2 separate regions of the Homo sapiens genome follow, and region 2 is linked to region 1. Evidence: read pairs that join two places in POLR2A ChIA-PET (ENCODE). Cell type or tissue: HepG2. All regions are shown on one strand.

Region 1 (2,500 bases):
CTCCATCCATTATTTTATACACTTAAAAATGGTTAAGATGGTGAATTTTATATTATGTGTATTTTACCAGGTTTTTTTTCAAGGAATAGGAAAGTTTCAACAGATCTGTAAGACAATTTTTCACCATGAAAAAACATAAAAGCTAAGAAAGATACCTTCTAAATCTATTAAATTGAAGATGCAGTAAGAATATGTAATGGTTCACTAACAGAAAAAAGAGACAGTTGAAAGAAATATATTTTTAACATGTTTAGCTTCACTAATAAACTTACATTATTAAAACAAGATATTATTTTCACCTGTCAAACTAGAAAATAAGCAAAAAAAAAAAAAAAAAAAAAGCTAAAAAAAAAAAATAACCTGGGCAAGGAAAATGAGTTCTCATGTACTTTGCTAGTGAAGCTATAGTCAAGGCCCTTTGGAAAAGGAACTTGTCAGCATATATTAGGAGTCTTAAAAATGTTTATACTCCGCTAGGCACGGTGGCTCACACCTGTAATCCTAGCACTCTGGGAGGCTGAGGCGGGTGGATCACCTGAGGTCGGGAGATCGAGACCAGCCTGACCAACATGGAGAAACCCTGTCTACTAAAAAAAAAAAAAAAATACAAAATTAGCCGGGCGTGGTGGCGCATGCCTATAATCCCAGCTACTCAGGAGGCTGAGGCAGGAGAATCACTTGAACCTGCGAGGCGGGGGTTGCAGTGAACCAAGATTGCGCCAGTGCACTCCAGCAGGAGCAACAAGAGTGAAACTCCGTCTCAAAAAAAAAACAAAAAATGTTCATACTCTTCGGCCCTGCAATTGCACTTCTGTGAATTAACTCTAACGAAATAATCCTAAGTGTCTAAAAAGATTAATGCACAAATATGAATGTTCTTCACAGCACTATTTATAAATATAGTAGAAAATGAAATGAACATCAGGCAATAAGAATAAAGCTCTGGTACAGCCATATGTTTTGTTTTGTTTTGTTTTGTTTGGAGACAAGTTCTCTCTGTTGCCCAGGCTGGAGTGAAGTGGCATGATCTCGGCTCACTACAACCTCCACCTCCCAGGTTCAAGGGATTCTCCTGCCTCAGCCTCCTGAGTAGCTGGAACTACAGGAATGCACCACCACACCCAGCTAATTTTTGTATATTTTTTGGTACAGACAGGGTTTCCCCATGTTGACCAGGCTGGTCTCAAACTCCTGACCTCAGGTGATCTGCCCAATTCAGCCTCCCAAGTGCTGGAATTACAGGCACGAGCCATCATGTCCAGCCCAGCCATATGTTTTTTATAAGAAACTCACAATGTTTCTGAAGAACTCGTGGTAATTTGTGAAAAAATTATGAAAAATTGTATATACCAAGTATAATTTCAAACATTTTCAGGCCAATGTGGTGGTTTACACCTGCAATCCCAGCGTTCTGGGAGGCAGAGGTGGGAGGATCACTTAAGCCCAGGGAGACCATCCTGGGCAACACGGCAAAACCCTATCTCTACAAAAAAATACAAAATATTAGCCGGGCATGGTGGTGCGCACCTGTAATCCCAGCTACTCAGGAGGCTGAGAGGCTGGAGGATTGCTTGAGCCCGGGAGGTTGCAGCTGCAGTGACCATGATCACACCACTACACTTCAGACTGGGCAACAGAGTGAGAACCTGTTTCAAAAAAAAACCAAAAAAAATTTTCAAACAACATAAACAAAAACCTTTGCCTGTAATTCTTCTGCTTTTCTATAGCTGAGCTCATGTCACAGTAATAGTGGGAAAGGAAGAAGTTTACTTCTAACTTATATTTGGGAAAAGAAAGCTATGAACGTCATAAAACATCCACCCAGCTGTCTATCATCTCAATTAAGTTGTTGGTACTCTAAGATCAGGAGCCAAGTTTTATTTATCGCTAACATCTGGCATATAACTAATTGACATATAGTAATTGTTCAATATGACAATCCAAAAACACCTATCCATCTAAATGACAGCTTTCTGAATAAAAAGAAATACACACACACACACACACACACACACACACACTTTTTTGTTGTTGTTAAACAATCAGGAATCAGACAACCAAGCCAAAAAACCTGGGAATCTCTGAAGTAGAATTTATGATTTTTTTTAAATGCTGCCACCAATGAATGCTTTTTAAAACAATCTTTAGAGGAAGTAGTAGAAATGGATTCATGAAGGTAAGTTTTAATTCAGACACTGAAGGAGGGCCTGATTATATTTGGTTAAGTGAAGAGCTTGGAGAGCAATTTAGATAAACAGGAGCTACCCAAGCAAAGGGCAGAATTAGGATCTTCCATCCCCTTTAAATGCCAATGCTCCCAAAAGTTGTACCTTCAACCTTCTGCTTTTCTCATTCTCATTCTACACACATTTTCAGGGCAATCGCATTTATTCTCACAGCTTTAATTATCACTTAAGATGACAGCTCCCACCATCAACATCTTCATTTCAGAATTGTATCCCAATCTTCAAACTCAAATTTGAACGCCCACTGGCCATCT
Region 2 (2,500 bases), 300 kb after region 1:
ATATCCCAAGCTTAGCGCTTTCTCCTAAAGTGTGCAAGCGGAATGCAACTGAACCCAGAGAAAGAGGGAGCTCCTCACAACAGTAGAAAACCAGATTGGGAGGAAGCTTTGTAACAATTGGTGATTTTATCTGCCCCAGCCAATGCACACCTACATTTGAATGTAGGTGAATTTCTGAACCAATGCCTTGATAGGTGTATATTTGATAGGCGTACCTTTGAATGTAGGTGAATTTCTGTACCAATGACCCTCGTGATGTTATCACTCTCATTCTTCAAATGAAGCAAAAGGCCCAAGAAGGCAAAGTAACATATCCATGATTACAGCGATCATCAGTGACAGGGTCAAGATGTAAACTCTTGTCTTTCTGATACTAAACTTATGTCCCTTGGCCATATTGATCATGTGGCACTCACAGGCCATATTGCTAATATTGCACTTGAGAGTGACCAGCCATCTATCCGTACTGTCCCCACATTCTCCCCTGCCTCATTCACACTAACACTTGGAGCCGTGTGCTCCATGGTTCTTCTTGCAGCAAAGTTTTCCTTCTCTCCTCTGTTGGTATGCTCATTTGTTTCCTTTAACTTCTTAGTTTCCAATTAGTCAAGATCCATATTGCTGACAGATGATCAGGGTGTGGTTCTTAGTAATGTTTATGGATAATGTAACTTCATCCAAATAATGTCTTGGGGGTTACTCAGAGAAATTTAGCAGATTAGCTAAGGGAAAGAAATAAGCTTGATGTTATCTTTGCCAAATATAATGGATTAATAGCTAAGGACAAGTGATGATTTCTTTTGTGTATTACTTATAACATAGAAAATGAGTTTTTGTTTCTGAGGAATTAGTTTCTGGTCCATGCTTGGATGAGCCAGAAGTTTAGCTTTGTTGGCACTCTGGTTTTATCCATTTTTCTTCAATTCTTCCTTGAGGTTTTGTATGTTGCTACTCCTTCTCCTTTCTGTGCTAACAATTCTTTCCAGAATTAACACTTTCGGATATGAGTATTGTGGAGGATGTGGAAAGCGTGGTCTGGTATAAGATCGCTGAACCAATGTTGAGTGTCACCGATGAATCTTCGCACCGTCCCTAGGTACCACTGGGCACCACACCAGGCCTAGGGTGACAAAAAAGGAGAAGATATATGTGGGGGAAAAGATAAAGAGACATGAAAGAAGAGAGGGCAAGAAAAAAGGGAGGGAGGAAGGGGAAATAGAAGAAGGGGTGCTCCTGGGTAGGGCAGCTAATCTGGCAATAAGATCCCCAGTCTCTGGCTCCCCACCTGTGTCCCCCCTGGGGCCTGGGTATTGCACCACAGGTCCAAAGGGTAAGAGTTCTTCACCTTTCATTTTGGCCATAGTCTGGCTTGCTCAGTTATTGTCTCATTTTTTTTACCCATCCTATTTGCCTTTTCACTTCAAATCTCAGTAATTGCAGCAGCTTCTGAGCATGACTCAGCCCTCAGATGTGATCGGTACAGCCCACAGAAAGTTTCACAATGCATTGGAATGCCTGCAGACAGACCTGCACGTCTCGAGGCATTGGAATGCCTGTAGACAGACCCACATGTCTCGAGGCCTCAGAATCCCCACTTCTTGTTACATCCTCCACTTCCCGGCTTGAGCTGCCTACTTGGCCTTTTAACGCATTTGCGTAGGTGACACCTGGCTTCCACTCTGTGAGCCCTAATCCGCATGTGCCCTCCTAAGTATTATTTTATGCGTCTGTGTTCTTCATCCACCACCACATCTTGAAGTTACTGAAGGTAGGCACTGTCAGTAAAGGCATCCCACTGCCACTCCGCTTCACCACGGCCGTAACAGGAACCACAGGTATCACTATATCTGCCATTTACTGAGCTCCTCACATGTGGCAAGGCCTGTTCCAAACACTTTACGTGTGATAATTCATTCGATCCTAAAATACAAAGAGGTTTAGATGAGGAAACTGAGGCACAGAGTAGTTAGCTTGGCCAAATTTAACACAGGGAAAGCCCAGGACTCCAAACCCTTTCAACTTTACAGGCTGCATGCTCAATCACCACACCCAAAGCCAAATTCACCATTGACAGTGGACAGCCACTGAGTTAATTACGTTGGAGAAGTCATGGGGAAGTCTGGGAGTTGAGGCATCTGGATTCCAATTCCTACTCTCTCGTTTCCTTAATTTCTTTCCTCTCTATGTGAGGGGGCATATTAAGCAAACAAATTATGATGTGTCCCAGCTTTTCTGTCTTCAAAATGGGAAGAACAGACCACCTGTATCCATCTACTGCCCAGAGAAGCCTCGTCTGTTGATGATGCATCTCTTCACCAAGAGCCCGTCAGGGCTGCAACTCTTCTGAAGGAAGGTTGGGGGAAACCATGAACAAAATAAAGAACAGCTTTCAGAGCAGAGCAATAGCTTACTTTGTGAAAGCTTGGGACACAAGTGGTTTTTTTTTTTCTATAATGTCTTTGAGCATTGCAGGAATGCAACACACCAGGTGTTAGCTATT

Evidence for each region. ChIA-PET counts read pairs that join two places held together with the same protein. Peaks named below come from ENCODE experiments on the same cell type or tissue, not always from the same donor. Only the 100,000 strongest peaks of a DNase experiment are listed, where the experiment ranks them.
Region 2: POLR2A ChIA-PET joins it to region 1 with 5 read pairs; 2 of 35 experiments call an interaction of 5 or more read pairs at or near these places.

What each region holds. Positions count from the first base shown.
Region 1 is chr13:44,509,631-44,512,130 of GRCh38, forward strand. The region is part of intron 1 of TSC22D1 (TSC22 domain family member 1); the gene reads right to left. Among named protein-coding and RNA genes, the nearest start is that of TSC22D1-AS1, 65 kb to the right of the region's middle. In HepG2, no CTCF peak of the experiment used is centred here; no DNase peak of the experiment used is centred here.
Region 2 is chr13:44,814,376-44,816,875 of GRCh38, forward strand. No RefSeq gene overlaps it. Among named protein-coding and RNA genes, the nearest start is that of LINC00330, 6.0 kb to the left of the region's middle. In HepG2, no CTCF peak of the experiment used is centred here; a DNase peak (open chromatin) is centred at 1,456.